Regions from separate parts of the Homo sapiens genome. Here region 2 is linked to region 1. The links are chromatin loops, found by intact Hi-C in ENCODE. Cell type or tissue: PC-9. All regions are shown on one strand. Links, peaks and the distances in the headings refer to the core of each region. The heading gives the core; the rest is flanking DNA. Region 1 overlaps MYOC (myocilin). Region 2 overlaps LOC102724528 (a long non-coding RNA gene).

Evidence for each region. Peaks named below come from ENCODE experiments on the same cell type or tissue, not always from the same donor. Only the 100,000 strongest peaks of a DNase experiment are listed, where the experiment ranks them.
Region 2: a loop joins it to region 1, with 3 times the contacts of the local background. A loop is called at or near these places in 5 of 110 quality-filtered maps.

Annotation. Positions count from the first base shown.
Region 1 is chr1:171,642,608-171,647,985 of GRCh38, forward strand. All of the region lies in intron 1 of MYOC (myocilin), which reads right to left. Among named protein-coding and RNA genes, the nearest start is that of MYOC, 7.4 kb to the right of the region's middle. RefSeq lists enhancers at 2,249-2,755, 2,756-3,262. In PC-9, for the core only: CTCF peaks have their summits at 2,483 (motif pointing right) and 2,688; a DNase peak (open chromatin) is centred at 2,494.
Region 2 is chr1:172,414,665-172,420,042 of GRCh38, forward strand. All of the region lies in intron 1 of LOC102724528 (a long non-coding RNA gene), which reads right to left. It also overlaps a transcript of DNM3 not described here. Among named protein-coding and RNA genes, the nearest start is that of C1orf105, 3.3 kb to the right of the region's middle. In PC-9, for the core only: no CTCF peak of the experiment used is centred there; DNase peaks (open chromatin) are centred at 777 and 3,087; H3K27ac peaks cover 873 bases.

The DNA.
Region 1 (5,378 bases), core at 272-5,271:
TGTCTTAAAAAAAAAAAAAATTAAAAAAAGAAAGACTCATAAGCCAAAATGTATATGTAACTGAGGACATCCTCAATGTGCATTCCAAACTCCAGGGGCAATTGGGAGTACCCCCCGGGACATGGCAGGCCTTCATTATTCCTAGCCTCAAATCCACAGAGCTATTTATCCATCCTTTTAGTCACATCATTGGAGCACCTATTGAGTGCAAGGCTGTGCTAGGTGCTCAAGAAAAAAAGGTGTCTAAGACACAAGTTTGTCTAATAGGCTAGTCTATGTTTAAAAAAAAAAAAAAAAAGACACAATCAGTCCATGCCCTTAAGGAAATCATAATCTGGCAAAGTCCTCATACCCGAGAAGGAAAATGGGTTTATTCCAGGCTGCTGCGGAAACCAGTTTCTTGGACAATCTGAATGGCTCCTGGAGAGTCCTGGAAACTTTTATTTCATTCCCTGCGTCTCCTTCTCCCTATCTGAGGTTGTGCAGGGGTGAGGAAACCCCTTTGTTCTTCATTCTAAAGGTTGCATTGGCCTAGGAGGGTATCCAGGGCAGGGACTGATTCACTAGGTCAAATGGAGTTTCCTTAGATCGACCTGAGACCAGTACCAGCTGCTTCCCTTCTCCCCCTGTGCAGGCAACACACACCTCCGGCAGGGACTTGGTGCTGCCTATGGGGGAGAGGGACAGGGTGCCCGAGGTTCCCTGTTCTTCTGTGCTGCCAGGGAGAGGTAAGAGAGAGTGACCGCCTTCCTGTACACAGGTGGCAGAACCATCTGTAACCTTCCTCTCTGATGCTGCCTCGCCGATTGCCATGCCTTCTCTCTTAGGCCCAGAACACACACCCAGGCTGTTAGGAGCAGCCCACCGCTCCCTGGCCCTGCCAGCCTCCTGCAATGTGCAGAGGCTCATTCGATGTGGCAAAGTCTTGCCAGGACAATTTTTCAAAATCAGGGCATTAAGCAAGTTCCTTGAATTGAGCTGGTTTCCTTTCATCTGTACCTCTTCTTGGATCACTGCAGACTCTGCCTCAGGACAACTCAAATTTCTTTTCTTTCATTGTCTCAACTCTCAGAATATAAGAGTTGCTGGGCATGGTGGCTCACGCCTGTAATTCCAGCACTTTGGGAGGCTGAGGTGGGTGGATCATGAGGTCAGGAGTTCGAGACCAGCCTGACCAACATGCTGAAACCCTGTCTCTACTAAAAATACAAAAATTAGCCGGGCATAGTGGCACATGCCTGTAATCTCAGCAACTAGGGAGGCTAAGTCAGGAGAATCGTTTGAACCTGGGAGGCAAAGGTTGCAGTGAGCTGAGATTGTGCCATTGGACTCCAGCCTGGGTGACAGAGAGACTCTGTCTCAAAAAAAAAAAAAAAAAAAAAAAAAGGAGTTGGTTTCAGGCAATGTGAGGAGAGAGAAATACTGCATGCCATCTGTACACAAAGTCTGGAGGACTGCCCCAACCTTGTCCCTACACTTCAGCTATGCCATCCACAGTTGCCATGGGAGGGTCCCTTAATAAATGTGTCAATACTAAAATTTCTCTGGAATGTTTCAAAATCACTAACATTTCATTCTGAATGTGGAAGAAAACCAAAAAGAGATTATGAAAATATTAAGGGCTATATTGTGACAGATCGTTAACATTTTTAGGGCTTTTTTTTTTAGGTTTTTAAAAAAATATTAAATTCAGGCGAGCCATCCCTCCCCTGCATCTGGCCCCTTTACACATACAAAATGATGTATTTTATGCTGGTTATTTAATTTAACAACTTACCGAGAAAAGATGTATACTAAGAAAAGTAGGGGTACCTACCTACCAGTCAGTGGGGAGAAAATTAAGAAAGAAATGCCCCTTTTGCTATAGAGGGAAGGAAGAAAGTGAAACCCAAAAAAGTCAGGCATTTTCACAGATGACTTCCTTGTGGATAGCTAAAGTATGTACTGGCTTTGCAACTCTAAAAAACAGCTTTTTTTTTTTTTTTTTTTGTGAAACAAGATGGTTTGTCGGCATTTATAGCTCTTTGCCCATTTCAAGTAATTTTTATGTAATTTTTAAATGTGATCTGGTGCCTTCAAAGTTTCAGAGAAATAGAGAAAGGCTTTAGGACTGCAGATAGCGCCTGATAAAGTTGAACTATCGCTACTACTTATTAAGTGTCTCTTATGAGCCAGTACTGTGCTGGGTGCTTGCTACTCACTACTTTCAAATAATGGTCCTGAAAGTGAACATTAATATCCCCTTTTGCAAATGAGGAAACCGAGGTTCAGAGAGGTTAAGTAACATGCCCAAGGTCACACAGCTAAGTGGTATCGCTGGGACTTGAACCCATGTCTTCCGAGGCCATGGCAGCTGCGAACTCTTCCATCCTGTGCTGAGGAGGTGTGTCAGTTATAAACGCATTGCCTCTCAGAGCTGAATGCACCCTCCCATGTATGCTGTCTGAAGAACAAGAGCTTTGAAGTGAGCGCGATGTTGAACTATCTCAGTAGAGGGCGCTGGAGGGACATCGTGGGAGGAAAAAGGTCTGCAGTTTTCCTGTCCTGCGTCCATAGGTGGTATGACTGTGAGGACATTTGTTGGAGTCCTACCCCAGCCACGGACCCAGAGCGAAGTTCTTCTGTGACCTCACAGCCACAGCCTGGCCATAACCTTTCCACAGCCCTCCCAACAAGGAACCCAGAGTCCCTGCACACGGACCTCAGTGCTCTGGAGGCCTCCTGCCTGTGCCTGCCCTGACTCCCACCATGCCCTTGCCACACGTTGCAGGTTGCCCTCCTCACCTGCACTGGGAGGCGGCCTATTGCAGCTGCAGACCAGCTGAGGCCTGCACACCTTAGCCACCTTCTCTGCAAGCTGATGTGCTGAACCTCACCTTCCCCTTCCAAGCTTGTCCGGCACCCTCCCTCAGCCCTAGGTGCCTATGGAGTTCACGTCTATCTATAGTTGCTCTTTCATCACGGTTAGTAATTCTTTAAAGTAAACTTCCCCAGCTTAACCCACTGTGTGATTTCTATCTCCCGACTGGACCCAGATGGCTACTGGAGGCTTCAGAAGAGTCTCAAAGATGCTGCTCAGCACTTTGTGGGGTGACCCACTCCTGGGGCTGAGCTCAGGTCCCAGTGGGTTGCCTTGTAAACTCTCAGCTCCTGGGCTGTGCACTCAATCCTCTTATCAGTTCTTCTACCCTCACTGGCAAAGAAGAGGCAGCAAAAGTGCCTGGCTGGTGCCAAGTTCCCTGCTGAATCCCACCATGGCCCTTACGGCTCTGAGCAAGGAGCCCTTCAGATTGTGCCTTGCAGGAACCACTCCTTATGTGCATTAGCTGGAATAAACATGAACTGCAATAAAACAAAATGTCAGGGAATGGCTTCCAGGATGACGGCAAGGCCAGTTCCCATTTGGCAGGGGCGATGGTTAAGTTATGAGCCTGCTGGCTTCTTCTAGGTCATGTCAGCCAGGAGCATCTGGCAATGGTCAGACTCCAGGAATAGAGCCATCTGGCATGCGGGTGGAAGCCCAGAATAGAGGATGCAAAACCCAAAGGCAGGGAAACAATCTCGTAAAGGGGCCTGGACCTAAGCCGGAAGTCATAGCTCCTAGTTCAGCTCTGCCATGTCCCAGCTGTGTGACTTTGGGTAAATGACTCCACCTCTCTGAGCCCCAGTATGCTGAGCTGAATTGTTTGGATGATTACATAAGTAACTATAAATGAAATGGCCCTCAATAAAGATGTGTCAACACTAAAATTTCTCTGGAATGTTTTAAAATCACTAACATTTCATTGTGAATGTGGAGGAAAACCAAAAAGAGACTGTGAAAATATTAAGGGCTGTACTGTGTCAGATAGTTAGCATTTTTGGGGCTTTTATTTTTTAAGGTTTTTTTTTTTGTTTTTTTTTTTTTGAGACAGGGTCTCGCTCTGTCACCCAGGCTGGAGTACAGTGGCATGATCTCAGCTCATTGCAACCTCTGCCTCCTGGGTTCAAGTGATTCTTCTGCCTCAGCCTCCTGAGTAGCTGGGACTACAGGTGCCTGCCACCACGCCTGGCTAATTTTTGTATTTTTAGTAGAGACAGGGTTTTACCATATTGGCCAGGCTGGTCACGAACTCCTGACCTCGTGATCCGCCTGCCTCAGCCTCCCAAAGTGCTGGGATTACAGGCGTGAGCCACCACGCCCAGCTGTTTTTTTTCTAGGTTTTTTAAAATGTTAAATTCAGTCCTTCTGTGGTTTAAAGGTTCATGTCTATTACAAAATTCTGGAAATGTTCTGTGTTCTCTGCCGTCGCTTCTTTATAGACTTGGCATTTTAGAGACCTCAACCCGGAAACTGAATTTATTAACTCGTTTGCCTGTAGACATAGGCATTGTAATAATTTTCATAGATATTTTCTATCACTGGAAAGTTCAGTCCATATTACATAAATGAAAGGAATGAAGTAAAACAAGCTATGCCTAATTATCTACAGGTTGTCAGAAACATCTTAGGAAAGTGAAGACTAGCTAATAGACTATTGTCCTGAGTACTGCTCTAACTTGTACTGTCTCTAGAATCAACGCATGTTATTAAAATGTTATGCACATGTTGACATATTGATTATTGAATGATGCTTTAAAACAATAGTGGAACCCTGGCCAGGTGCAGTGGCTCATGCCTGTAATCCCAGCACTTTGGGAGGCTGAGGCGGGTGGATCACGAGGTCGGGAGTTCAAGACCAGCCTGGCCAACATGGTGAAACCCCATCTCCACTAAAAATACAAAAATTAGCCGGGCATGGTGGCGTGTGCCTGTAATCCCAGCTACTTGGGAGGCTGAGGCAGGAGAATTGCTTGAATCCAGGAGGTGGAGGTTGCAGTGAGCCAAGACCACGCCACTGCACTCCAGCCTGGTGATAGAGCGAGACTCCATCTTCAAAAAACAAAACAAAACAAAAAACAAAAACAATAGTGGAACTCAAGTAAAATAAGCCTTTCTAGTTATATTTTATTCACTGGGTGGCCACTGCTCAGCGCTGCACTGGGTGCTTCCCTGTGTGACTGCTAATTTGCATGATGACTCCCATGAGGGATTCTCATCCCCATCCTATTCTAGGTGAGGAAAGGGAATCTGCAGCACTTGTGTTGAACACCTCAGGTTTCTCCCCTCACCCTCCCCTCACATCCTGCCCACTTTTTTGCAGTCATTGCTGAGGCAACCTGCCTCTTGCAGTTATCACCTGCGGGGACCTCGCCTCAGCCACCGTGGCCCAGCTTCTCTGACTTTCTGCATAGAAAGTCTACAAGAACAGGCCAGGCGCCGTGGCTCATGCCTGTAATCCCAGCACTTTGGGAGGTCAAGATGGGTGGATACTTGAGGTCAGGAGTTCAAGACCAGC
Region 2 (5,378 bases), core at 104-5,103, 770 kb after region 1:
ATGTACTACTCAGGAGGCTGAGGCAGGAGGATCAGTTCAGCCCAAGAGTTTGAGACCAGATTGGCAACACAGCAAGACCTCATCTCTAAAAAAAAAAAAAAAAAAAGTTGTTTGTTTTAATTAGCTGGGCATGGTGGCTCATGCCTGTAGTTCCAGCTACCGGAGAGGCTGAGGCAGGAGGATCAGTTCAGCCCAAGAGTTTGAGACCGGATTGGCAACACAGCAAGACCTCATCTCTAAAAAAAAAAAAAAAAAAGTTGTTTGTTTTAATTAGCTGGACATGGTGGCTCATGCCTGTAGTTCCAGCTACCGGAGAGGCTGAGGCAGGAGGATCACTTGAGCCCAGGAGTTTGAGACTGCAGTGAACTGTGATCGTGCCACTGCATTCCAGCCTGAGGAGTGGAATGGGACCCCACCATCTCTTAAAAAAGAAAAAGACCAAATGTAAGAGCAACAAGAGCTCTCAACTAAGGGCAATTCATCTGGAGCTCTGGTACTTTGTCAAAGGAGTATCTGACTCTTAAGGAGGAAAGTCACATTGGAACAGGTAGCACAAAAGCAGTTTAGAGACATACATGCATTGAGTCTTAATGAGACTTATGAAGGATTCAGATAATTTTATACCTTACCTTTTCTCTCTGACTCTCCAAAAAAGGGATTCTTTAAATTACCTCCATGAGATTATTGTGAAGGAAGGCATCCAGGTTGATCTAAGATTAATCATCAGAGAAGAATGTTGAAGACTATTCCTATTGCCTTTCTTTCCTCCCTTTCCCAAGCCTTCAGGCTCACTCACTGCTCTGGGTTATTAACTTACCTAAAGGATGGGCAAAGAAAGCAAACAGAGCATTTTTTGTGAGTTTTTTTTTTTTTTTTTTTTTTTGAGACAGAGTCTCACTCTGTTGCCCAGGCTGCAATGCAGTGGTGTGATCTTGGCTCACTGCAACTTCCACCTCCCAAGTTCAAGTGATTCTTATGCCTCAGCCTCCCCAGTAGCTAGGATTACAGGCGTGTGCCACCATGCCTGGCTAATTTTTGCATTTTTAGTAGAGACGGCATTTCACCACATTGGCCAGGCTGGTCTCGAACTCCTGACCTCAAGTGATCCGCCCACCTCAGCTTCCCAAAGTGCTGGGATTACAGGCATGAGCCACTGCACCTGGCCTTTTTTGTGAGATTTTAACAGAAAAGAAAAAAGCTATAAGGAAGACCTCCTCAGAGATCTGGCCAGAGGAATGTCACCATAAGACCAAATTTCAGCGTTGACATAGAGCCAAAAGAATGAGGGTAATTCATCATTCTTGTTAATAATTGAGTCTTTTATATATAAATTACACCCATGTTCCAGATACAGCTTTCCAATCTCCTTTACCTGATTTGGCCAAAACATGCTGCTTTGAAGTTATTTTTCAGAATGCTTAAGAAAATATAACCTGAAATTATAGTCTTGATTAGGTAAATTTGCTTATATGTTGAATACTAGGATGGTGAGCTTAAGAATTTGTTAGCAACTCAGTATTCCAATTTAGTACTGCAACTTTCATATGGGAGTGGCAATTGTATGAGGTACCTTTGTAGCTCTACATGTAAAAAGCCCAAATATTTGCAGCACTTGCCTTTAAGCATTTCGGCACTGTGTAAGTCATATAAAAATTATGCAAAAGAAAGAGCAAAAACCCCAACTGCCCATATCCTTAAAAGAACTAATTTTGACCCAGTAAATGGTATCATCAACAACAATGCTTTTTCAGCAATGACAGGAAGGGTAGATACAGTAAAGTGAAGATGAAAAGAAAAAGCTGTCTGAGGATATAAATGTCACCCTGATGTTTCAAGCAAACATTCTAGCTGTCAGTGGAATATATTCCAAGACATAAAGTTTCTGATCCTGTTTCTGGATCAGAACACCAAACTAGCTCAAACAGGAAAGTGTTTTGGCATATGCTAACAGAATGTCGCTTCAGCACTGTGGACTTGCTGTTCAGTTTAATGGCCCACCTCCCCACCCTGCTGAGGTCATTAAAGTGTTCTAAAGCCCCTTCAGAACTCGAAAATAGTTTCTGTTTTCTGGGCAGGTGATAAATCTCATTGAGCTCGACAGAAATTTAATTACACTTTCTTCATGAAAACACCAGGGATACCCATTACCTGGATCTCTAAAGCTAAAGCCTTGCAGACCCCCTAGCCCCTGCCCCGGCCCTGAAGTTGAAAGGTTAGGTACCAATAACAAGTTCTCCATCATTTAAATGGATGGGAGGCCTCTTTAGTGTAGTCAGCTTAAACTGGACTGAAGGAAAATTGATTTTGGACTTTGGGGAAGCTAAGATCATTTTTTACCACTGCCCAGAAATACACCAGTCAGTTTGGCTCCACTAACATCTCATAGAAAATGAAAAAGAAGTTTTTCTGTTTTTGTTTTTGTTTTTTTTTTATAGACTTCATTGCTCCACTCACAAGCAAGAATAAGATGTGTAACAAGAATAAGATGGAAGTGAGCGTTGTTGAACACCTGGATAAGAAGTCAAAGAGAGTAGGGTCTTGAGATAATCTCACCATTCTACAGCTTCCTATAATGTTGAGTTCATTAATGGTTTGGTTAGAAAGGGGAAATTAAAGTGTAGACTTCTGCCAAAAACCAGAGGGAAAGCTTTATTTGGCCTGCTGTTTTCCTACTTACAAAGCTGTTCATTGCAATGTAGGGTTTACTGTATTTTCTCTAGCTGCAAATCATCTCCCTGCTGAACACAAGAAAGGCTGATGTCAAATGAAGCACAACTTGGACCCTCATTTCATTATCCATAGGTCTGATGAAATGCAAGCCAGCCTAGGGAAATGGAGAAAGATCCAGCAGACCAGATTTCATTTACCTTGGGCCCACTTCAGAACAAATCAGAAATACAGTTATACCTAGCTCTTAGACAGAGGGAAATCCTAGAAAATCCTGGGGTTGCCATGGACCAGACCTTGCCTCCTAGTTTCCCTAGGCCTGAATCCAGGCTATTACACACCAGGACTACTCACCTGGAGCAAATTCTTATTTACAAATCCTTTTTTTCTGAGATCAACCTCTGGCATTCTCTGCATTGTGATTACATTGCTCATTTGATCTCTTGACACCTTCTAATTTACCTCACTTAAAAAAAATTTAACCTGCCATTGGCTACATCAACTCCCTCTCCCCCTATGGAGATTTCACAACATTCATTGAAATCTTTGGAAATAACTGAGTTTCACAAAATCAGGGTTGAAAATCAAATATACAAGTTATAAAGGTATTTGGCTCGGGGACTAGTCCCAGTTCTCCTGAATAAGAGTGCATGGATTTATCATTCCATGGTGCAAAATAAGAAGCTTTTTGAGTGAGCTCAAATGGCTCATACCTAGAACATTGCTAGTAGCCAGGAAAAGTCCTGGGAACTGCTAACTTAGCTATGTGATGTCCCTTCATTTCCTTTGCATGTCTGCATGTTTTTGTGTGTGATTTGAATTTGACTTTTGTGAGCTATTTTTGCATGCTATTATTTGGGTTTATTTTATAATTTAAACATTGTTTTCTTCCTCTGCATCTGTGTCTTTCTTTTTGTTATTTTGTTTTGTTTTGTTTTGTTTTTACTAGGCGACCCCCTCCTGCAGTTCCAGGACGACCATCCTAACCCCCATCATTCATCTCCTTTTGTTTCCAACAACATGTCTATCCATGGTATTTAAAAGCTTTTCATTTGCACTATATGTCGTATGTACATAAAAACTTTTATTTTTCATCCATGTGTATAATAAAAACAAAGTTTATTCTATATAAAAATGAAGTGTGTTCTGTTTCTTTTTTTAAAGAAGACCTAAATTTAAAAAAGAATTTGTTTCAACTAAAACAAGGTAAGGTGAATATATTATGTGTTCCTCTAAGAAGCTTAATTCAAAAGTTCTTAAAGCATTGTGATTTAAGACGGTCTTTGGTAGAGACTAATAATCTACCTTCAAGTGAAATTTCTGTCCAATAGAAGAATAAAAAGAAAAAGAAAATTTATGGATGTCTAGAAAAAACACAGAAGACTAAATAATTCCAATCCACCTCCAGGAATCCCATTTTTACTTATTATTGCACCAAAATATTTTTTCCTATTATTGTTTTTCTAAACACTCTTAAGGGAGATAAAATGTAAGATCATAGAAGAAACTGTAGAGCAAAAACACATAAACCTCATAAATTCTATATGGCAAATGTAAGGGCGAAAAACCACATCATTCAGAATAAAAGTACAAGGCAAGGAAATGTTGCCACCTTGAGAAGAAAGACTCTTCATGATGTCAGTAAAGCACTAGAAAAATGGAGTCCATATAAGTTTGAAGGAATAGAGAACTTTTTATTCCTCTATCCTCAAATGGTAATTCTAACACTAAAATTTTAATCTATAATTTTTTAACAAGCATCCCAAAGATGTATCCAAATAAAATGTTTATTATTTAGGTAATATAGTACATTCCACCAAATATGTGATCTGAAGCCTTCCCAAAGGTTTAAGATTTAATTCAGAATTTTATTTTTTGAAAATTTATGTGGCCTAAAATAGAACTTGAAAGTAGTCCTTCTCAAATGAGATCACTTCTGAATGTGCTCCCCTTCAGCATATTAAGATGACAGAAAACTACATGACAAGAGAGTCAAAAAAATCATTCATCAGTTCTATTTACTTCACATCTGACCTAGGCAAGCCCTGGCAAAGGAGGTATTTGGAAGATGTGGGCAGGAACCCCCAGTTGTAAAAGGGAGAGTCCTCATTAGTAATGCTGTTTCTTCGGACCACAAATTTTTTTAAGGACTGAGTTCTCCACTCAAAAATGAAAAATCAGTTTCTTGGTTTAAAATGTTCATATGGCATGTTACATTATTTTAATTGTATCCCCGGTCCAGTGACTACCATTTAAAATCAGTGATAACTAAGAAAGTTCAAAGGCTCCAAACCAAGGCATCAACTGAAGCTCATGTATAGCAGGAAGGAGGTGACTTGATGTAAAATAGCACATAGCATGCAGTCTTTTGTCCTTTCCTTCCCCTCCAGTCCAGGCATTTGATTTTTAAATCAATATTCTTAGTGGATAGCATTCTTCATCCCAATAGACAAAAATGTACCTAGATGATTTCATACCACCTCCCCAAATGAAAACCGAAGTTGTCAAAGAGAAGGTTTTCTTCAATTCATTTTTTAAAAGTGTTTGGTACTTTTCCACTTTGTCTTAAACATGGACTTATTTTTATATGCAGTGTTACACAGTTTAGATGTATAAAACTTAAATTGACCTGATGAATGATGAGAAGGAAAAACTCCAGTCATAACAGAATGAAATGACAACCTTACTCAGTTTTCCTTAACAAAGAAGTG